3 separate regions of the Homo sapiens genome follow, and regions 1 and 3 are each linked to region 2. A link is a loop called in an ENCODE intact Hi-C map of the cell type or tissue named here. Cell type or tissue: PC-9. All regions are shown on one strand.

Region 1 (8,000 bases), 770 kb after region 2:
GTCCCACTCCCAGTCTTCTGACATTTGAGGAGGATGGGTATAAAAAGAAGAAGAGCTTTTTCAGAGTGGGTGGCACGAGGTAGCATTAATTAGCTAAAACAAAAATCAGAGCACGTTTCTTTCCCAACCCTATATAAATCAGTGGAAAACCTGTTGTGTTAGTGCTCCCAAACAATCCGACTATCAATTTTAGATATAGTATATGCTCCTGTTTCTGTAGAAAATTTAACTTTCTATCAATTGTTCAGAAAAAATGTGACCATGAAGACCTGATAGTCCTTAGATTAAGGTTCTCCCAGTCTTTTTTTCAACTAACCCTATAAAACAGCCATCTATGTCAGCCGCCTATTGTCAGAGTAATGCCGCTTGACAATTTCAAAATCCAGCAGCTTTCAACAGCAATCCCTTATTCTTGCTTGCGTATCTGTGGGTTGGCTAGAGGTCAGCTGATCTAGGCTGAGCGTGATTCCAGAACTGTTTCATGTGGCGTCTCTCTTCCTCCTCCTCAGACCACCAGGCTGACCAGAGTATTTTCTTCTCATAACAACGGCAGAAACAAAGACAGCAACTGAAAACACAAATGCTTCTTAAGGATTAAGCCTGGAACTGGTACATGGTCACTCTGCTCGCATCCTATTGGCCACAGGAAGCAAAATATTCAAACCCAACATCAATGCCTCTAGTGGAGGAATTCAAAAGCCACATGGTAATGGCTGTGCCTACAAGGCTATAAAAATTGGAGCCAATAAGTCAGTATACCAAAATGTCTAACATGGTTGCTATTCCCTTACAGTATATAGCACCAAGTCAATAGTTATCTGGTTTGCTCTAAGATATCTGTAGCACTCTGAACTCATCTGTATTTCTTTGTTTGCATTCTTCTGGTGACAAACAAGCACATCTAATAACTGCTCCTTCCTCAGATTCTGGTTTTCCTCAACAGAAAGATTTCTGGAACTCATTCTGACTTCAGCCTTCTTAATATACTGCTTGGGTGAATATAAAAGCAGTTCATGGAAGATTCATCTGCCCTGCACCAGATGAAGTAGGAGCCTTCAGTTTTATGGGGGGGGGGGGGGGGAGAAATTCCCTGATTTAAATATTTTTAAACATGCTGTTTTATTATTTTAGATATGATGGCTTTGTTGAATCTCTGATATATTTTCTTGCAACAGAATATGTATCTCATTCCTTTGTTTTCCCAGAGGCTTAATACAGCTCTGGCCATGTGTTCCTAACTACAAATCAAGGTAGATATGCTGACAAGGAGACTTTTTAAAATTGGCAATTACTGCATTTGACATATTGTCTATTACTGATCATTTGTATTCTTCATATTTCCTCTCACAAGGTATTAAATTTTGATTAAACCCAAGGACCTCTGACTGTCATCCATTAATAGGGAGAATTCTGTAGAGTCCTAGACAACATTTTTATATGCAAAATGAGTTAGTAACCTATCATGCTGATTGGTCCAGTGTGGATCCCCCTAAGTCCTAACCACTCCCTTGAGATTAGCACTAAATCTTTCCACCAGCCTACAACATTCTGGGTGACAAGCAATATTTTTTAATGAGGTTCCACTTACACAAACATTTTTATCATCTCTGAAGAAAATTTATACTTCTTTTTGCCAGAATCTCAGGCCAGAAACATCCAATGAAATGATGTAAAAGGTTCTCAGGAATAACAGAAGTCAATGTCACTGTTCCTGGGTTTGTCAAGCACAATCCAATCTTACAAAAATAACATCAGAACTCACTGTGTGCCAGGCCATATGCTAAGTGCTTTCCATAAAGCATCTTAGCAAATCCTCACAACAGCCTTGTGAGATAGGTACCATGGCCTCCAGGGATACTGATGAGAACTTTGACCTTGCAGTCCTTATAGATATTAACAGAGCCTGGATTTGGACTCAAATGCATCTGACCACATAGTTTATTTTTCACTTTGAAATGTCCCCTTCACCTCTATCTTCATGATGGGGAGAGATCATAATGGTACTTCAATCTCCAACCTCAGATGTGTTACCAAGGTCTGCATCGGCTACATATTGTATTGATCCAACATTAAGAAACACCTTAAAAACTGTCATCAAATACTGCTAAACTATCAGAGCAAATCCTGAATAATTTTCCCCATGCTTCTTCTGTGTCTCTGGAAGAATACGATACCAAGAACTCCTTGGTTCCTGGGTACACATTGAATCCGGGGCCCAGGACCCAGATGCCTTTCCCTTAGGCATCTCCTGATTGTTTATTCTATTTTTTTCTCCTCAATACACATAATTCATATAATCACCCTTCTTCCACATGTTTTATTCACTTCCCTGTTTACTAATTAAAGTTTCTTACTTAGAAAAACAACTTCCATGCAAATATTCATAGCAATATTTTTCAAAATAGCAAAAAACTGGAAACAACCTAAATGTTCATCAACTGGTGAATGGACAAATATAATTGGTATATCAATACAAGGGAGTACTACTCAGCAATCAAAACGAATGAAATACTGATAAATGCTGCAACTCAGATAAACCTCAAAAATATTATGCTAAGTGAAGAAGCCAGATGCAAAAAAACCCCACACATTTTATTATTCCATTTATATGAAATTCCAAGAAAAAGCACATCTATGCAGACAGAAAAAACTCTGGTGACTTCATGGGGCTGGGTGAGAATGGGGATTAACTGTAAAAAAGAGAGACTCTTGGCTGGCACAGTGGTTCATGAGTGTAATCCCAGCACTTTGGAAAGCCAACACAAGAGGATCGCCTGAGGTCAGGAGTTCAAGACCAGCCTGGCCAACATGGCGAAACCCTGTCTCTACTGAAAAATACAAAAATTAGCCAGGCGTGGTGGCAGGTGCCTGTAATACCAGCTACTAGCTGTAATACTAGCTACTCAAGAGGCTGAGGCAGGAGAATTGCTTGAACCCGGGAGGTGGAGGTTGCAGTGAGCCGAGATCATGCCACTTCACTCCATCCTGGGTGACAGAGCAAGACCCTGTCTCAAAAAAAAAAAAAAAAAGAATCTTGTTGGGGGGATAAAAATGTTCTAAAACTGGACTATGGGGATGGTTGCACAACTCAGTAAATTCACCAAAAACTATTGAACTGCACACTTTAAATTAGTTAATTTTAGAGTATATAAACTGTACCTAAATAAAGTTTAAAAAATAATCCATGGATAATAATTTTTGATCACATAAAAAACTGATCAAATTCTTTGGACAGTAAGCCAGCGGAAAAATTGATTTTTTATCAGTACACTAAAGGTAGAAATTCCTACCTCAAAGACAATTATTTGGATATCAAATCAGATATTAAAATTTAAGTGTTTTGAAAACTGAAAAACGGTTAATTGATGAAAGATTCCTTAGGTTCAGTGGTGAATGGAAATTATCTCATTCTGTCCTCTAGGTGGTGCTAGAATCTAAAAATGAGCAGCCTCACGGTAAATGCGGCAGCTTTGTACAAAATTACCTTTCTTTAATAGGTGACATCCCTAAAGGGAGTTCTCAGTCCAATTGTCTTTTAGTCCAGAGCCTTCTCCTGAATTAACCTCAGGATAACAGACATCCAACTTCAGTTCCAGTCTTCCAGCTATACTGATAATTTTTTAATTTTTAATTTTGTGTAGCTTCCTCTTTGTCCTGTTGAGCCATTCATCATCCATTTCTTTCCACTTTTATGAAAACTGTAGTTTCCATCAAAATTTACCCTTCTTTTTAATTGCATTTTCAATACTCTTAGTACTTAAGTGGGGATGAGGGAGTTGATTTGTCAGGCCATTTGTAAAATCAAAGGAAAGCCAAATATTGGGAGGCCAAGGCAGGCGGATCACTTGAGGCCAGGAGTTTGAGAGCAGCCTGGGCAACATCGCAAAACCCTGTCTCTACTAAAAATACAAAAAATCAGCCAGGCGTGGTGGCACATACCTGTAGTCCCAGCTACTCAAGAGGCTAAGGTAGAAAAATTGCTTGAACCTGGGAGGTGGAGGTTGGAGTGAGCCGAGATCATGCCACTGCACTCCAGCCTGGGTGACAGAGTGAGACCCTGTCTCAAAAAACAAACAAACACCCAAACATAGCAAACAATGGCCACATCAGTGAAGAAATTCAGCTGAAGTTCCCCTGCCTGCTCCTGCCATCTGTTAGTGGTAGGAACAGCTGATGTGCTATTACTTTGCTATGTGATGTCCAGTTTTATATATATGAAAGTTCATGCATAAAAAGTTGTAATAAGAGCTTTGATATCATGTTCAGGAGTTCAATGTGAGCCTAGCCCTATTTCTGTACCAAAAACCCCATAGATTTACAGACTGTCTTTTTGCCCTTTATCTGATGGTTTCCAAAAGCATTTGGATCAAGCAGGACAGCCAAGAGTCCACAGCACAAAGCATACTGGCCCTGCTGTACAGCAAGAACATAAAGTGTTATTATCTGAGCCCCTGGGCTTCCATATTAAGCTAATGAGTGGCAGGGCTGGTCCCTCAAGGGAGTAGGAAACTTGAAGTTTGTGTCTCATGATATGTCTTGCAAAAGGAAGCTTACAGAAGCAGCATGCAAACATGCACTGAAGAGTTGTGCAAACAGACAGCTCATTACTGAAAATTCCTCACTGGCGAAAGTAATTTTGCACAAGGGGAAGGGTTTGAAAAACAGCTCTTGCCTCCTGAAGCCCTTTCTGTGGTGGAAACAAATCAGCTTTTAAAATACAATACCATAGTGGCTTTAAAAAGTGGTATTTAAGCAGCATGAAAATAGCCTACGAGAAATTAATGCAAAATCAATTCAGGCACATAATTTACATCTGCTGTGTTACCCAGAATGGCTCTCTTCTATAACTGGAAATCTATGGACCTAATTCTGGGATGACTGGAAGGAGTTTTATATCTTTTGGGATGTAGCCAAACAATCTGTCACCAGGAGGAAAATCTTGTAACCCTTAAGGGCCAGCAGAAGCTAGGGTCCTGTTGTTAGAACAAACATACACTTAAAATTAACAGCCAACAAAATAGGTGGTGTTCACAGGTCTAGACCTTTAAATCCAGCCCTGTGCCCAAACCTGCAGTCTTTCCACACTCATCAGGCTCTGTCCTTCCTAAATATAGTTCATGAGCTGTTTCTGCATTGAGAGTTGACAGTGAATGTCTGGAGGAGACACAATCAACACAATCAAACTCATTGCTGTGCTGGACCTGGCATCCTGGCTTCTCACTGAATCAGTGGGCAAACAGAAGTCCCGCAGTGGGTCTTCCTCTCTATTTCCCATCCCTGCGCTGGGTATGATGCTGATTCAGTTCATCAAAACCATGTGAGTTAATTTGCACAAAGTACACTTCAAGTTCCCAGTTTTGAAAGTCATTATAACGAAAGAGAACAAGAAGGAGCATCCCAGGAGTGGGAGGGGAACGAGAAAAAGATGACCTCAGGAAGTCTTGGGAAGTTGTTAGAGTTTCAATAAAAGGGAATTTCAAGGAATAGGAAGTTGGTAAGCGTGTCAAATGCCACAGGGAAGATGAGTAAGATAAGGACTCCATGTGCCCATTAGGCCCAGCCTTGAGGGCAGCACTTGGGGATGCAGTTGTGTGGAGTGAGAGGGGAAGTCGGGGGTTGAGTGATGAGACAAACAGACAAAGGTGCCTGGCTGCCTTCTCTTGTAAAGAGAGATGGGAGGGACATTGCCATGTGGAGGCAATAAATAGGAGAGAAGTTTTTTTATACTGCAAACTTTTTAAAATAATACTGCCTGCCTGTATCCAGTGCTGAAATCATAGACCGGGAATTCTTATCTTGACTGAGGCACCATCTTCCTGTGAATGGAGTCATAGTAGGTTTTCGATACATATTTGTAGGAAGAAGTGAATCTGCAATCTTGGAACTGGTTATATGCAGCTTATGTTGAAAGCAGGAATACTTTTTAATCAGGTTGAAAGATTTCCACTCTCTTCTTTTTTAAGGTTTTGCAGGTCTCAGTTGTGTGACCTGGGACTAGTTGCTTCACTTCTCTATGCCTCAACTTCTTCATGTATAAAAGTGTAAAAGTGCATAGTGTATGTACATATAAGAGTGCATATGGCGGGGCGCAGTGGCTCACACCTGTAATCCGAACACTTTGGGAGGCCGAGGTGGGCGGATCACGAGGTCAGGAGTTTGAGACCAGCCTGACCAACATGGTGAAACCATGTCTCTACTAAAAAAACACAAAAATTAGCCAGGCATGGTGGTGTGGGTGTAATCCCAGCTATTCAGGAGACTGAGGCAGGAGAATTGCTTGAACCTGGGAGGTGGAGGTTGCAGTGAGCTGAGATCGCACCAGTGTACTCCAGCCTGAGTGACAGAGCGAGACTCCGTCTCAAAAGAAAAAAAAAAAAAGAGCGCATAGTTCAGATTAAGCAGATTACACTATTTGTTATTATTATTATTACTTGTTATCCTGGACCAATGGGAGACAAGTATTATCTGTACTATAAATCTAAATAACTTGGAAAATATTTTTGTACAAGGGGAACAGTTTAAAAAACAGCTCTTCCCTCCTGAGGGCCTTCCTGCGGTGAAAACAAATTGGCTTTTAAAATGTAACACCATAAAACATCTTTTAAAATGCCAAATACAATACCAAACAAGTTTTTTAAAAATAAAATGAATCTGACAGCGATGGCTTGCCTAATTGTGCTTGTGAAGGAAAGAAACCACAGCACCATGTCAGGGTCACAGCAGCCCACCTGTACCAGGGCTGTGTGGCTCTGGAGGATGGAGTGGGGAGACAGCTCACCTGTACCAGGGCCACTATGGCTCTGGAGGGCCAGTGGGGAGACAGCCACCATGCTGCAGGAGAGGCCCAGAGGGAGGGCCTGGGTGTGTGCAAGCCCAGAATAGGCCTCTGGTAGCACTCCAGGAAATCTTGACCAACTCCACGGCAGGATCTTGTCAGTGTTCTTGCACCGTGAGGATCCGGGCAAACCCCCAGGGGGAGCCTCCAGGCTGCATGCCTCTGTCACAGTGAGTGACGAGTCCTCTCACCTGTACCCATGATGAGGTGAACTGAGGGAGTTTCTTGGGAAGTACCCTAAAATGAGACAGAGCGGTAATCTTACAGAAGCAGGCTCTGTCCGTGGCATAGAGGCAGGGGTGCTCAGAGGTTACTGCCCTGCCTCGAGAATCAGGTGGGTCTGGTTTGAAATTGTGGCCTCATCACTTAGCTTGGGCGAATCACTCAACTTCTGACCCTCAGCTACTCATCCGCCAAATGTAGTTAATAATAAGGCCTGCCTCCATGTACACCTACGTAATAAACCTGCACGTTCTGCACAGAACTTAAAATTAAAAATCCCAGCACTTTGGGAGGCCTAGGCGGGCAGACCACGAGGTCAGGAGATAGAGACCATCCTGGCCAACACGGTGAAACCCCATCTCTACTAAAAATACAAAAAAAATAGCTGGGCGTAGTGGCGCGTGCCTGTAATCCCAGCTACTCAGAAGGCTGAGGCATGAGAATTGCTTGAACCCGGGAGGCGGAGGTTGTAGTGAGCCAAGATTGAGCCACTGCACTCCAGCCTGGCAATAGAGCAAGACTCCATCAAAAAAATAAATAAATAAAATAAAAAATAAGAAGAAGGAGAAGGAGAAGGAGGACGAGGAGAAGGAGAAGAAAAGAAGAAGAAGAAGAAGAAGAAGAAGAAGAAGAAGAAGAAGAAGAAGAAGAAGAAGAAGAAGGAAGAAGAAGGAAGAAGAAGGAAGAAGAAGGAAGAAGAAGAAGAAGAAGAAAGCAGAAGAAGAAGAAGAGAAGAAGAAGAAAGAAGAAGAAGAGAAGAAAAGAAGAAGAAGAGAAGAAGAAAAGAAGAAGAAAAGAAGAAGAAAGAAGAAGAAGAAGAAAAGAAGAAGAAGAAGGAAGAAGAAGAAGAAGAAGAAAGAAGAAGAAGAAGAAGAAGAAGAAGAAGAAGAAGAAGAAGAAGAAGAAGAAGAAGAAGAAGAAGAAGAAAAGAAGAAAAGAAGAA
Region 2 (8,000 bases):
CATAGGCGTTAATGTTCAGACTTTTTTGTTTTCACTTAAGTATCATTGTTGTGTCTGAAATTCTTTTCTATTGGAGAATTAGGAGAAATCCAGTTTTGGGCACTCTGCCTAAGGAATAGCCCTTCTTTTATTCCTTTACTTTCTTAATAAACTTGCTTTCACTTAAAACAAAAAGTCACTGCAAGTTGGGCTGTCTTATTTTTTTAAAAAATCATCAATTAATTAATTCTATTTATTTGCATGGAGCCCATCTACACAAACCACTGGCACTTTGGACGGGGCATTTAGCTGGCTTTACCCACACGCTTCTGCCCTTTTATGCTTCATCAATCTCTGAGCCCACCCAAAAGCCTCACAGTTACTGGGACTCCCACTGCTCATTATTCATCTCCCCCTAAATCCACATCATTTGGCAATTTCAAAGAAAAAAAGGACAACAACCTTTATGGATATAACATAGACATATATATTCTCAATTTTTGATAGCTCAACTTGACAACTCCAAATGGAGCAATAGAAGGAGAGAGTCCTGTAGTTTTCACGTGAAACAAAACAAAAACAAGCTGGTGTCCCTGGCCACTACCCTTCTCTAGTTGTAAAAACTGACCTAAGATGTTGCTGGTTCATTTAGACAAGACAGTATAAAACTTTTATTAGAACTATTATCTAATCCTAATTTCCCTGAACTGATAAAGTCAATAGAATAGGAAATTTTCCAAAAACTGTCGAAAATATCTACAGGGTGATATCCTTATTAACCTTGAGTGCTGTCTTCATAGAATGATATGAGGACAAAAGAAACAGAAAACTTCTAATGCTGGGTCTATATGAAATCACAACAATATCAACTCAGAATTAAGATTTACAGACACTGCATTAATGGTTGTCAAGGTTGCATCAAGACTGTCAAAAATTTCAGGAGGCTAGAGACAGAAGTGCTAGCACTTTGGGTTCTGATTATGCATTCTGATTCTGGTTATGGTGTATGGGCTTATACTCACCCCTCCATCATTCAGAGCCCTCACCCGGAAGCGATACACGGTTCCAGGAAGCAGGTTGCCGACGGTGCACTCCAGCTCTGGGCCATGGTACACTTCCGAGGCTACGTCTTCGGGCTCCGTCATCTCCACGCTGTACTCTGAGACCTCACAGCCACTTTCCGATGCAGGAACATCTGGGAATGAAGAATTTTTTTCATCTTAGAACACTTTGTGCTTCCAGTTGACCAAAGTGCACCAGATTTCACACAAGTTGAGCAAAATATCACATAGGTGGCCGGCCTCAGTATCTCCCTTACAAAAGAATCCATGCCCACCAAAAAAGAGATATAAAAATAAAAGTTTCTGAATGATGTTATCCATACTCTCCAAAGCGGGTCCACTGAAGTTTATTTAATTACATTGATAAAATAATCCCAAAATTATAGGAACATTAGATATATTTCTTCATATTCTAATGCTAGGTAAATGGAAGAAAAAGAGGGAAGAAAAATCTCTTTAATTGGAAACCAAAGGTCATGCTAAATCAAAATACAGGACCCCAAATTGGCACAATTTATTATACTTTAGACATAAGTGGTAGGAAAAAATAGTCTGCTAGAGAGTTCTGTACATTTGTACTTGTAATTATACATGTTGTAAACTGCTGGACACAACAGGAAACGCTAATACAGCTTAAATCAATGCTGTAAAAACATCAGGACCCACACAGGACAATGCAGCAGAGGTGGTTGCAAACAAAGACGAGAAAGAATTCCATGTGATCTTATAAACCATTCTTTGGTTTAAATTCTAAATGGAGCACAAAATTTTTTTCCCATGAATAAAGTTGAAAACTTTCTGAAAAAGACTGGCTGTTCTTGAAATACTCCCTAGAAATGTGTCCCCTGAAGTGCGGGGGATAAACCATGTGTGTGGCACCATCAGGAAGAGGAAGGTGAGGGACAGTGTTGCGGGTGTGGATGGGGGGAATGACACACATAAAAAACCTGGGTCAACATACTTCAAGAAGAATATGGACATCCTCAACAGACAAAAACGTATATGGTCTTTAGAAGAAAGCTTTGAAACTTAACTACAAAGCATAAGTCTTCATCTCCAATTGTCCAAATTGTCAATGTCAATGTGAAGGTTAGTTCACTCACCCCACTCTAAGTGGACTTCTTTGTGCTTTGGTCTACCCAAAACCCTCGGTGGTCGACATTGACCTGGTGCAATGCTTAGTGTGCGAACAGGGAGACTTTCAGAACACTGCAGGAGAAACACCAGAGAGAACCATCTCTTAGTTACTGTGAATTTATCAGACCTCTACATATCAGGCAAATTCCACCCCATAACTGCAAATGTTACCGAAAAGGGGTTACACACTAAATGTGTGCACATTATGGTATGCTTTTAATGTAATTAAGATCTTCATATAAATTTATGTGTGTGTGTTTTAAGGGTGGCTATAGACTTCATATGGCACTGGGAAAAACAAGAATGATTATTTTTGAAGTTAGATTAGCAGACATGAGTACTGTATATCCTAAGCACACAATTCTTTTCCTTCAAATCAAAATTAGAAAGACCCTTCATGAGGACAGAAGAGAACACAAAACGACAGCTGGATGAAATTTTAAAATGGTACCATAAATGGCCAACCACTCACATACAGAGCAGAAAAGCAAATAAACTCAATATTAATCAATTGATTCTGACATCAACCAGCAGGTACTGTTAATGCTAAAATAAGCAGTCCTTTATTTTGCAGGATCTGGTTGCGTAAGGCTAGTGGTATGGAAGCTGACCTACTTCCTGAGACGGGAGAAAATCAGGTAGAGCTATACAGCTCAGCCACATTCAGTTTTCTTCCTGAGAAGTGGCACAGAGGAAATGAACTCTATGCATTTGAGCAGTTCAGCCTCAGTGCCACCTTGTGTAGTGCCTCACACATAGGAAGGACCACTGATAATCTCAGCTTTGATTTGGATTTACTCCACCTGGGAGGCATTCCAGACAGCTTCGGCACTGTATAAAGATGGTCCAGCTGGACCTTCTCCTCACAGGCAGTGTCTACATGGGCAGTCTAGATGCCCTAGTACCATCCTTGGGGGCAAAAGAAAGTAAACACAAAAACTGATGTTGCAAGTGGGTTGACTAGAAAAGTTAGGCCTTCAAATGGCAGGTATTCTCTTGAAAAGTCAACCCAGCACAGGGCTGTAAGCCACCATCTCTCCTTCTCTTTCATTTTAAATGTTTAGTGGTTTCAAATCATAATGTTAAATATCTCTACAGTGAAAGTATCTTTTGGCATCTCGTTTCTCATTCACTTTTCTGAGTGTAAGTTAAAACCATTTAGATAACAATTATTTCTAGAGTACTCCATGTATATTTATTAGGTTGTTTTGCGCCTATGAGAGTACTATGTGGTTGAAACTAAGGCTCCTGACATGTTAACAGGTTAGTCTAAAGTCATATAAATAGTAGAAACAAAAGAATGGATGCTGCCTACAGATGTGTACGTTGGGTACCACACAACTTCAGGAGGTGCCACTCAGCTCAGTCATCATGGATTTATATTGTTTTTGCAACAACTTTCCAGCAGATGGCAGTAAAGTACCTTGAGGAAGGTATGTCTCAAATTCTTAAAATTGATAGATGTGGTAACAGCAGTGCTGTGCAGGTCTTATCTTTTTACTCTAAAATCTATAGTTTTTTAATCATTGCAATAACCGAGGTCTCCTTTATTTAGTCAATGCAAATTCCAGACAATTTTCAACTGTCACAGGTGATTATGTCAAAGCCTTCTGAGAAATGAGTGAGTGACAAATGTACCCGAAAATACCACAATTCAGTAGGGAATCATTTAGGCCTATCTTATACCTCTAAACAGCAATTCAGAAAGCTCTATTTTTCATTTCCTGACATGATACTATTAGGTTGCATTACCAAGATACATTGTTTAAACTGCAATTTGCTTCTGATGTTATAGACAGTTTGTCCGAATTTGATCAATGAGGTTTACTTTCATATGGAAACAAAACCAACCTGGCTGTGTCCGCCGGTACTGATGCAGCATGCTCGGAGTTTGTACAAAGTGCCTGGTTTCAAGTGGGTGAAGGTGTATTCGGTAGCCGACCCACTGTAGGCCACTTCCCACTGATTCGCTGTAAAACAAGACTTATGCATGACTTTATGCCTCTTGTAAAAATGTAGCATATCAGCCATTGCTGACAAGAAAAAGCTCTATGTTTTCATGAAAACCAACATCTTCTTTTTCTTTTTAAATAGCCAGAAAGCTCTTCCTTTTTCTTTTACAAAGTTAAATACCAAAATAACATTGAGTCATTTTTAATACTTAGTGTTGCTGGCTAGACTACCTATTATCACCACAATTACATTTGCTATGAGGTTTGGATGTGGGAAACCATAATGAAACGTGCCGCTGGCATGGAGGGAGTGGTAGGAGACACAGAACAGGGGTGGGCAAGCTATCAAATGCTCCTGGTGTGAGGAGGCCTCAGGGGCAGCCAGGCACGGGGCTACTTCTTGGCCACGAGGCTTCTGGCAAGTCTGGGGTGGTACGCAAGAATTTCTCCCTGTTCTTATCTGCCTAGAGGTCAAAGGAAGTGAAATCCTCTTTTAAAAACTGGGTCTTTTGACTGCCTTCATGGAGCTCCACTTAAAAGACAAAAATTACAGGCGGTGGCTCACGCCTGTAATCCCAGCACTTTAGGAGGCCGAGGTGGGTGGATCACCTGAGGTCAGGAGTTTGAGACCAGTCTGGCCAACCTGGCGAAACCTTGTCTCTACTAAAAATACAAAAATTAGCTGGGCATGGTGGTGGGCACCTGTAATCACAGCTACTTGGGAGGCTGAGGCAAGAGAATCACTTGAACCCAGGAGGCAGAGGTTGCAGTGAGCCGAGATTGCGCCGTTGCACACCAGCCTGGGCGACAGAGTGAAACTCTCTCAAAAAAAAAAAAAAAAAAAGACAAAAATGCCTACGGGGGTGACAAATTAAAGACCAAATGTGGCATGACCCAAGTGATCTGACCGCTTTGTGGAACTGAAGAGAGAAACGGTCACCAGGAGTCTGGGTGCCCCCCAAGGCTGATGCCGTCAGAAGCAAGGGCACCCAGGGCTGCCTCAGCCGCCTGCCTGACTCACAATTCCAGGCCACTGGGAGGCTCTTCACTCCTCTGTTTTATTCCCACTCACGCTGTGTTTCCAGTTGACCACTTTACAAAAGCCTTTTACTACATGAAGTTGTTTTAGGGGAAATGCTTTTTCTATTCCCTGGTATTTTAACTAGAGTAACTTCCACAAATTCCCCCAGCGGCTTATTAGTTTAGATTCACAACAGAGTCGCATGCACTAAGGCCATATGAAGAAAGGCAATAGCAAAGGCAATTATCCTGATATTACAGGTCAAAAAAACCTGTACTGAAAAGGTGACTGGGAGCAAGGATTACTGAAAAGATTCAATCACTCACTCAGCCATGCAGTCACAAAGTTGTTAACTGGAAGTCCAGAAGGGCCCCTACTTTTGATTTGTCATCAGTAGCTAAAGGGAGCCATGAGAATTCAAAACATACTTAAATATTCACAACGAGCCACTGGCATATACATGACTTCTAACCTAGTTGGGTTTTTCTAATGAAGAAAAGCTAAACCAGGTTTTTTGTTTGTTTGTTTGTTTTTTGTTTTTTCTTCCGAGACAGAGTCTTACTCTGTCGCCCAGGCTTAAGTGCAGTGGTGCGATCTCGGCTCACTGCGACCTCCGACTCCTGGGTTCCAACGACTCTCCTGCCTCTGCCTCTCAAGTAGCTGGAATTACAGGCACATGCCACCACACCCAGCTAATTTTTGTATTTTTTCTAGCAGAGACGGGTTTCACCATGTTGGCCAGGCTGGTCTCGAACTCCTGACCTCGTGATCCACCCATCTCGCCTCCTAAAGTGCTGGGATTACAGGTGTGAGCCACCATGCCCAGCAGTTCTAAACCAGGTTTTTAACCACAAAATATGATTTTATGTTTAGAACAGCTGTGCTCATCTCAAAAGAATTCTCATGTTTTCAGCTTAAAATAGGAACCAACAGACTTAAAAAAATTCCAGGTGGTTCTCATGGTACAGAATAAAAAGCCAGCCACACATCAGCACTGCTTGCTTGTAAAAGTTTTATCAATGCTCTCTGTTTTTGGCATTAGCATGTGCCATTTAAAAAAAAATTTAATGGTGGGCCGGGCGCGGTGGCTCACACCTGTAATCCCAGCACTTTGGAAGACCGAGGTGGGTGGATCACGAGGTCAGGAGATCGAGACTATCCTGGGTAAAACGGTGAAACCCCGTCTCTACTAAAAATTCAAAAAAAATTAGCCGGCCTAGTGGTGGGCGTCTGTAGTCCCAGCTACTCCGGAGGCTGAGGCGGGAGAATGGCATGAACCCAGGAGGCGGAGCTTGCAGTGAGCCGAGATCACGCCACTGCACTCTGTCGCCTGGGCGACAGAGCGAGACTCCGTCTCAAAAAACAAAACAAAACAAAACAAAACAAAACCTTAATAGTTAGAGAGATTATTACAGTGGTGAGATGATATGTCATTTAAAAAGTTTTGAAGACTATACTTTTCTCTATTAAAGTCTAATGAATTTTATTAGAAAGAAAACCTTAGAATTTTTAAAAAGGCACTAAGGAATTTTATTTCTAACATTTGTCCCATGTTAATCCACCCAGTATGAATAGTAACAAAAACCTGAAGCAAAATGACAATGAAGTTGGAAAGACATTTTCTAAACTTGTTATAAAAGTGTGATTCTTGTCACTAGCCCACAATACTATATACTGTTTAATCATGCATGGGAATTTGTAGATTACTGAACCTACCCCTTTTCACTATCTCCACCTTCCCCTTCCTGCCTCTGATACTCTCTTTGCTTATAAGAATTTTTTTTTTTTTTTTTTTTTGAGACAGAGTCTCACTCTGTCACCAGGCTGGAGTGCAGTGGTGCAATCTCAGCTCACTGCAACCTCCGCCTGCTGGGTTCAAGCAATTCTTCTGCCTCAGCCTCCCAAGTAGCTGGGACTACAGGTGCCTGCCACCACACCCAGCTAATTTTTGTATTTTTAGTAGAGACGGGGTTTCACCATGTTGGCCAGGATGGTCTTGATCTCTTGACCACCCACCTCAGCCTCCCAAAGTGCTGGGATTACAGCGTGAGCCACCACTCTCGGCTGCTTATAAGAATTTCCAGAAAACATATGGCAAGTTAGGAGATGAAAATACCAAATTTATCTGATTAATTAGGAACCCTAGTTCATAAAAAGACATGGAAGCTGAGTGTGGTGATTCATGTCTATAGTCCCAGCACTTTGGGAGGCCAAGGTGGAGGGTTGCTTGAGGCCAGGAGTTTGAGACCAGCCTAGATAACATAGTGAGACCCCATCACTATGAAAAATGTATTCTTCCTCATCTTCTGTGGCAGAAGAGTCACTTAAGCCCAGGAGTTTGAGACTGCAATGGGCCATGTTTGTGCCACTGCCCTCCAGCCTGTGTGACAGAGATCGTATCTCAAAAAACAAAACAAAAACAAACCAAACCAAAGAAACAAAAACAAAAGATAAACAAAACAAAACACCAATGAAAAAGATACAGAAAAATTGTTAAATAACACAAATGTAAGTTTCAAGTAGACTCTGATCTCTGGTGCTGTGTTTGAAATAGAAAAACTGCCAATATGTGACTAAAGTTTGTTTATTGTAATAATAATTCTATCTTTAGAATTAATGATTACTCACTATTACTATAAAGACATTTACTATATTAGAAAACAGAGCTTGCTATTGGATTTGAATAAAACAATTGCCAAAAACTTCACCTTCAGAATTTCCATCAGTAATCTCTAGCAAGTACTTGAGGATTTCTGAACCACCATTGTCCTTAGGGGGATCTGGAAAATAACCAAATGTCTTATTAGCAATAAAAGGATATTGATTTTTATTGGTAAACATCATCAGGAC
Region 3 (8,000 bases), 1.3 Mb after region 2:
TGTGCAGGGTCCAGCCTCCCTCCCAGCTGCTTTCATGGGCTGGCATTGAGTGTCTGTGGCTTTTCCAGGCGCACAGTGCAATCTATTGGTTGATCTACCATTCTGGGGTCTGGAGGATGGTGGCCCTCTTCTCACAGCTCCACTAGGTGGTGCCCCAGTAAGGACTCTGTGGGGGCTCTGACCCCACATTTCCCTCCCACGCTGCCCTAGCAGAGGTTCTCCATGACAGCCGCACCCCTGCAGCAAACTTCTGCCTGGGCATCCAGGTGTTTCCTTATATCCTCTGAAATCTAGGTGGATTTCAAACCTCAACTGTTGACTTCTGTGTGCCCACAGGCTCAACACCACATGGAAGCTGCCAAGGCTTGGGGCTTCCAACCTCTGAAGTAACAGCCCAAGCTGTACTTTGGCCTCTTTTAGTCACAAGACGAAGGGCACCAAGTCCCTAGACTGCACACAGCAGAGGGACCCTTGGCCTGGCCCACAAAACTATATTTTCCTCCTAAATCTCTGGGCCTGTGATAAGAAGGGCTGCCCCAAAGGTCTCTGACATGCCCTGGAGACATTTTCCCCATTGTCTTGGGGATTGACATTTGGCTTCTCATTACTTAGGCAAATTTCTGCAGCGGGCTTGAATTTCTCCTCAGAAAATGGGATTTTCTTTTCTATTGCATTGTCAGGCTGCAAATTTTCTGAACATCTATGCTCTGTTTCCTTTTAAAACTCAATGCCTTTAACAGCACCCATGTCATCTCTTGAATGCTTTGCTGCTTAGCCAAATACCCTAAATCATCTCAGTCAAATTCAAAGTTCCACAAATCTCTAGGACAGGGGCAAAATGCTGCCAGTCTCTTTGCTAAAACAACAAGTCACCTTTGTTCCAGTTCCCAACAAGTTCCTCATCTCCATCTGAGACCACCTCAGCCTGGATTTCATTGTCCATATCATTATCAGCATTTTGGTCAAAGCCATTCAACAAGTATCTAGGAAGTTCCAAACTTTCCCACATGTTCCTGTCTTCTGAGCCCCTCCAAACTGTGCCAACCTCTGCCTGTTACCCAATTCCAAACTCACTTCCACATTTTGGGGTATCTTTTCAGCAGTACCCCACTCTACTGGTACCAATTTATTCTATTAGTCCATTTTTACGCTGCTGATAAAGACATACACAAGACTGGGCAATTTACAAAAGAAAGAAGTTTATTGGACTTACAGTTCCAGATGGCTAGGGAGGCCTCACAATCATAGCAGAAGGCAAAAGGCACATCTCACGTGGCAGCAGACAAGAGAAGAGAGCTTGTGCAGGGAAACTCCCATTTTAAAACCATCAGATTTTGTGAGACTTATTCACTATCAAAAGAACAGTACAAAAAAGACCTGTCCCCATGATTCAATCACCTCCCATCAGGTCCCTCCCACAACACATGGGAATTCAAGATGAGACTTGGGTGGGGACACAGCCAAACCATATCAGTGGTGGAGACTTCAGTTTTCTTGTTGAAATTTTTCCTAGCTAGTAACATCTAAAAATATATGGTAACAACTGCTGTAGAGAACTTTTACAAAAGTCCAGACCTTATTTCAGTATAGAAATATACTGCCCATCTCAAAAATTGATAGGAAAAAACCCAAGAGCATCACCCAGCACTGGAAACAAAGCAGACACCCTGCCTAATGTCCATGATTTATATTTATTTTGCTGGCTTCATCAAGTAAGTGGAATTTAAGAAAGCTCTATAGGCTTTAGTGCCATCACAGTGGATATGCTGTGAAACAGACGACACAGCGAAACTCAGAAGTCATAAGCTAACTGCATCCTAGTCACCTCATTTACCAAAAGAATTCATTCCCAATTTTTAAAAGTATGATGAGTTCACCTCCTATCTACCTCAGAAACAGAAAAGCAACAAAAAGTTTAGTAACAGTTTTAAATAAAGCTGCATTTTATAAGCCACATTCATTTTTAAAATAATTACTATACATATGAATCATTTATTTAGGCTACAAACAATGCCTGGTATACAGATGGGGTGTTGGACCTCTTGATATATCACCCAATCCCTGGTCTTAGACCATGGTTTGGAAAATTTTTAACTGTCAATATTTTCCCTGAGAATCCCCTTTTTGTTTTGGTTGTGTTTTATGGCAACGTTTTAATGTGGATAACATGTTAATGGTCATTGTTTCAGCTCATTTTAATATGGCTGCCCTTATCACCTTTAGATGTCAGAGAATTCAATATCATCATCGTATTTTTTTTTTTACCTGTTTATATGCCATCTTATTTTTTAAAACATTTGAGGCAGCTATAATCTGGCTTCTGAGGAGCCACTAAAGCAGTATGTACTATCTACGTGAAGGAAAGCAAAGTAGCCATTTATCTATCAGCTGTCTATTCTATAACAGGCCTCATACTGGATGCTGAGGCAGAAAGAGGTGATGGAGAAACGATCTCCCTAGGTTGCAGGGGACATGAGGAAGGCAGGAGACATGAACAGAGATAATGACAAAGAACAGAGTCAGTCATTTGATAGAGGATTTCAAGGATTGCATGGGACAAAAATGAAGGGATATGGCCTTCATAAGACATTGGGAGAGGAAAAAAAAGAGAGAGGCTTTCCAGCCTGAGGGAGAGACTTGAACAATGGCACAGAGGAGTGGAAGAGCATGTGGGTACAGAAATGGGAAATCATTCAATATGGCTAGAGAAAGTGCTAGTGGAGCAGGAAATTTGACTACATGAATGTTGTCAAAAGACAACATTACAACAAATTTAGTTTAAAGATCTTAATTGGCTTTCATTATCAGTTTTAGAATTGGGCAGCCCTCACTCAAGACCAGAACAGGTTCAAAGAACTCTGGGCCTGCAAACTGGTCAGATGACATTATGGACAGAAAACAACAGTGACAGCTTACCAAGTGTTTTTCCTTACTTGAATCAGCTGGTGGCCAATCAGTTGAAATTAAACTGCTGTGATTGCCTAAGATTCAGCCACGTGTTACAAGAGTATATTCCTAAGATAGGCCTTCAGTCAATCTATGTACAAAACCAGGTTTCAGTTTGCCATGTAAAGCCTCAAGCACAGAGGTATCCTCAGGCTTAAACTCAATTGAACAACGTATAGCATTCTCTCTTGACTCCTATGCCCAACCTCCTGACATATGCCACAGGGCTTTCCTGATTCAGCCGGGCCTGACCTCTGGTGGGCAACGTTTGTAACACCATTTGTTAGGAATGGCCAAAATTACCATATGTTGGTATGGTAGCTCCCCACCTCACCCCCACTCCCCAACTTCTTTCCCCGTGAGTGAATCATTTCGTGCATATAATTCTGGACATCTTTTTAGTTGCTTCCTGTAGAACTAATCCTTCAAATGTCCTTACTGAACCTCGGCTTTGATGCATGAAGCTATTGTGTGGTCCTACTAACCTAAACTTTTCTGATCATACGAATCACCTGAGTGCTTGTTACTAAGGCAAACTTCTCGACCATCCCCATCCTGCTGTGAGCAGGAATGTCATTTTGATGCCCACAGTCCTAGACAACCCGCAATCACAAATTTGAAGGAAGACTACACGTCTGGAGTTTTTCCTTCTGCTCTGAACAATTCTGCATTTTTCCAGCCTATATAGACATCAAAAGTGTGTCCAAACAACCACCTCTTTCTCATGTTGTACAGGCATCTTAGTGGCCATCGTTTGTCCCAAGTAGTGCTTTTAGAAGAAAGGCTAGAGTCTGCTGGACCAGCCACTGGGGCCATCTGGCCCACTGACTTTGCTCCTCATCTACACTTAAACCTCCTGGATGGGCTTCATCCTGCGGGGCACACCCCTCCTGGCAGCTGGGAGCTCTGCTGTCCATCACAGGCCTGAGTTTCCTCAGAGATTCTATACTGCAACATGTTACCTCTGCTCAGAAGACTGCTAAGGACACATGACACCTACTTGCTCTTGTAGGCAGATCATTTTCTTCTTTTTTTCTTGAAATATCTTTAAAAAAAAAAAAAAACCTCCCTGAAAGGCACATTTTATTGCTATCATTTCTGCCTTATTTTCATATACTTTGCTTACTTATATTGCTTTTAACTGTTTTTCTTTTTTCATGTTTACCCCCTTTTGATTTTCAAACATTTATTTTTACCATCCTTTTTATTGTCTCTTAGTCTTAGGTTGAGATAAAATTTATTACTACTTATTTACTAACACTTATTTTTTATACATGTCTTCTTCTGATTTCTTTTGGCTTAGCTATTTACTGTTTTGCACTTGCTTTTGCCTTTCTCTCTTATTTGATAGCTGTCAATTCCTACTTCTTTGTGACTTTGAATTCTTCATACTTCACTTTCCTTATTCTTTGAGTATTTTATGCTTAAATTTCTCAACTCACCTTTGTATGTTACCTGTTTTTAACCCTTTTCCTCTTTTTATTCACATTTTATCTATAAGTTTTTGTTGTTGTTGTTGTTGTTGTTGTTGTTGTTTTTGAGACGGAGTTTCGCCCTTAGACCCAGACTGGAGTGAAGCAGCACGATCTTGGCTCACTGCAACCTCCGTCCCCCGGGTTCAAGCGATTCTCCTGCCTCAGCCTCCTGAGTAGCTGGGATTACAGGCACTTGCCACCATGCCCGGCTAATTTTTGTAGAGACGGGGCTTTGCCATGTTGGCCAGGCTGCTCTCAAACTCCTGACCTCAGGCGATCCACCCACCTCTGCCTCCCAAAGTGCTAGGATCACAGGCATGAGCCACCGCACCCACCCTATCTATAAGTTTTTAATCTATACTTAAGTTCTTTTTTACTCTTAAGTTTTTGGTTTGTTTCATTGGTTTTATCTATTCCTTGCATGTTCTAATTATGCTTTAATCAGGTATGCTAATTATTTTTCATCATATTTTAAATTTTTTCTCCCTAATTTTAATTTTAATTTAGAGCTCATCCTGTTTAACTGCTTCCTTTTATGAATGGAGACATGGAGACTAGGAGAGAAATAACTTGCTCAAGAACTTGGGTTGGGGAGTTGTGGAATCTAAATAAGAAGCCGGCTCTTTTGATTACCAGTCTAGTGTTTTTTCTACTGAACTACTCCAATAATAATGACTGGATGAAGAATAATGACTCTTCTTTGAAATAAAGAAAACCTGAATAGCATCTCACCAAAGAGCATTTAGTCCCTAAGACATTAAAATCAAGGGTGTAAATGTCAGTGACAGCACCCTGGGAAAGGCTGTTCCTTGGCCTTTAACTAAAAGAAAAGGTGAAAATAAAGTGAAAAAGAGAAAGTTAAGAAGTGGGACATTATTCCTGAAATATATGGAAGAATAAAATCTTAAGTCAGAGCTTGATGACCCTAAACAAATCGCTCTCCAAGCATCTGTTTTCTTCTTTCTAAAGTAGGGGTAATGAGATCATTCCTGCCTGCCTCACAATTGTGCTGTGTTTCCAGATCAGATCTTTGTAAACTTCGTACATAGTTGTTCTTATAATATGCCCATAAAATCCAAGGGAAAGTTTAGAAAATACTTACGTAAAAAGAATATCATTGTTAGTTTTAAAACAAGCTTGTCCCACCTGCAGCCCCGAATGGCTTCGAATGCCGCCCAACACAAATTCATAAACTTTCTTAAAACATTATTTTTTTTTTTGCGATTTTTTTTTTAGCTCATCAGCTATCATTAGTGTATATTATGTGTGGCCCAAGACAATTATTCTTCCAATGTGGCCCAGGGAAGCCAAAAGATTGGACACCCCTGTTTAACTAATGTACAATATATATCTAGAGAGAAAAATAGATTATAGATATAGATATACACCCATACACTTGTTGCCTATGCCACTCTCAACACTCATAATCATACTGTCCCTTCTTCCCCTTTTTAAAAAGCCAAATTACTTTTTATTGGCTGTCTGTTGTTTGATGCATATTTCCATCTGGTACTTTTGTGTTTATATTCCTATTATATACATTTTGACCTGTATTGAACTGCTTCCTTAAGCTTTAATGGTTAAAAAAAAGCAATATATAAATCAATATATATAATCTATAAATCAATATAACTGTACCTCAATGAAAGAACACCCATCTTTAGACTCAAATTTAGCCTAACCTATCAAGTTTCTGTGGCAAAGCCATGGTTTCTTCCCTAACCTGTTTATTCGTCCTACATTCCCACTAACATTCCAACTATAGCCCTAGCGGGAGTTAACAATGACAATCAGACAAAACATTACCTTGTGCATCTGGCATTTGAGATGCTTTTCTATTTCATTACCCAATAAACTTTTCAAACAACAATCTTTCAGTGCTTTGGCATCTGGAGCAGTTATCTCCTTGTCAGAGCTGGCTCTGCAGTAGCAAATTAATGGATTATAATGCTACGTGAATTTTCACTTAGCAAGAAATCTGTAAGGACACTGCATGAGTTAGGTTGGGTGCTCTGTCAAGGGAACGAAAGATCAGGTATGCTTTAATGTTAGGGCTGTGTCCTGGCTGGGGCTATAATCACCACAGATGAACTAGAATAGAATGTCACTACAGATACTTACCTATGGGAACACTCAGAATTTTTTTTTTTTTTTTGAGACAGAGTCTCGCTCTGTCGCCCAGGCTGGAGTGCAGGGGCGCAATCTCAGCTCACTGCAAGCTCCGCCTCCCGGGTTCACGCCATTCTCCTGCCTCAGCTTCCCGAGTAGCTGGGACTACAGGCGCCTGCCACCACGCCGGACTAACTTTTTATATTTTTAGTAGAGATGGGGTTTCACCATGTTAGCCAGGATGGTCTCGATCTCCTGACCTCGTGATCCGCCCGCCTCGGCCTCCCAAAGTGCTGGGATTACAGGCGTGAGCCACTGCGCCCGGCCTAGAATATTTCTTTTTCTTTGCCCTTTAGCATAAAGCCACAGACCTACCCCCTTACCCTTGCTGTGTTCTTTTACTATCCTGAAAGCACAACATTGCATATCTACAAGGAACTTAGAGCGCTCAGAGACCACAGCCCCAAGTGGCCTTCATTTTTTTTTTTTTTTTTTTTTTTTTTTGAAACGGAGTTTCACTCTGTTGCCCAGGCTGGAGTGCAGTGGCACAGTCTCGGCTCACTGCAAGCTCCGCCTCCAGGGTTCACGCCATTCTCCTGCCTCAGCCTCCCGAGTAGCTGGGACTACAGGTGCCCACTACCACGCCTGGCTAATTTTTTTTTTTGTATTTTTAGTAGAGATGGGGTTTCACCGTATTAGCCAGGATAGTCTCCATCTCCTGACGTCGTGATCCGCCCGTCTCGGCATCCCAAAGTACTGGGATTACAGGCATGAGCCACCGCGCCTGGCCAATTTTTTACTCTAATTTGAATCACTGAAAAAAAGGAAAGGACTGCTTCCTCTCCCCACCATCCACCACAAAGTACTTGATCAAATCCACTTGCTCTGCTCCAACAGAGGAGGTGACTTTAAGGTGTAAGGGAGAGGGAAATTCTATTTTGTCTTACTTTTACTAGTCTTGCCACTGACTCTCAATGTCTCTGAAAAGAGCCAGAATGCCTGAGTCAACAACTTGTCCACCACCGAGTTGCACCATCTGCTTGTTACAGTACATTCCTGGAACTCCTCTGTGTCTGACAAACAGCTAACACAAGAATCGCTTCTCCCTGACACTGCTTCTTTTATTGGTGACCTATTGGTCAACAACATGGACCAACATTGTTTGTTAAACCTCAACAATAACCTCATGATCTTCGATCCCACTTTTTATGTCAACTTCATAAGCCTCCCTCAGCACCCTGCAAATCAGCAGTAACTGGTATAGAAGGCAGTGGTGGAAAATAGCACAAACACTATCTGAAAATGATTAACCCACAGACATTAAAGACACACAAACTCAGAAAGATGACCTGCAGAGCACTTGTGGTCATTTCGGCACATTTGATTGAAAAATGGTTAGAGGCCGGGCGTGGTGGTTCATGCCTGTAATCCCAGCACTTCGGGAGGCCGAGGCAGGCGGATCACGAGGTC

The links. Peaks named below come from ENCODE experiments on the same cell type or tissue, not always from the same donor. Only the 100,000 strongest peaks of a DNase experiment are listed, where the experiment ranks them.
Region 1: a loop joins it to region 2, with 9 times the contacts of the local background. A loop is called at or near these places in 3 of 110 quality-filtered maps.
Region 3: it touches region 2 in a loop (3-fold over the local background); 5 of 110 quality-filtered maps call a loop at or near these places.

What each region holds. Positions count from the first base shown.
Region 1 is chr3:171,562,443-171,570,442 of GRCh38, reverse strand. No RefSeq gene overlaps it. Among named protein-coding and RNA genes, the nearest start is that of TNIK, 110 kb to the right of the region's middle. In PC-9, CTCF peaks have their summits at 3,211 and 3,416 (motif pointing right); DNase peaks (open chromatin) are centred at 3,432 and 4,572.
Region 2 is chr3:172,337,260-172,345,259 of GRCh38, reverse strand. It overlaps FNDC3B (fibronectin type III domain containing 3B), which reads right to left. Exons shown (of 26, transcript NM_022763.4): 16 at 7,859-7,930; 17 at 4,029-4,147; 18 at 2,144-2,249; 19 at 1,002-1,174. Among named protein-coding and RNA genes, the nearest start is that of GHSR, 110 kb to the left of the region's middle. In PC-9, CTCF peaks have their summits at 3,375 and 3,582 (motif pointing right); a DNase peak (open chromatin) is centred at 3,589; H3K27ac peaks cover 1,520 bases.
Region 3 is chr3:171,045,215-171,053,214 of GRCh38, reverse strand. No RefSeq gene overlaps it. Among named protein-coding and RNA genes, the nearest start is that of SLC2A2, 22 kb to the right of the region's middle. RefSeq lists a silencer at 3,060-3,269. In PC-9, CTCF peaks have their summits at 2,981 and 3,182 (motif pointing left); DNase peaks (open chromatin) are centred at 3,194 and 7,654.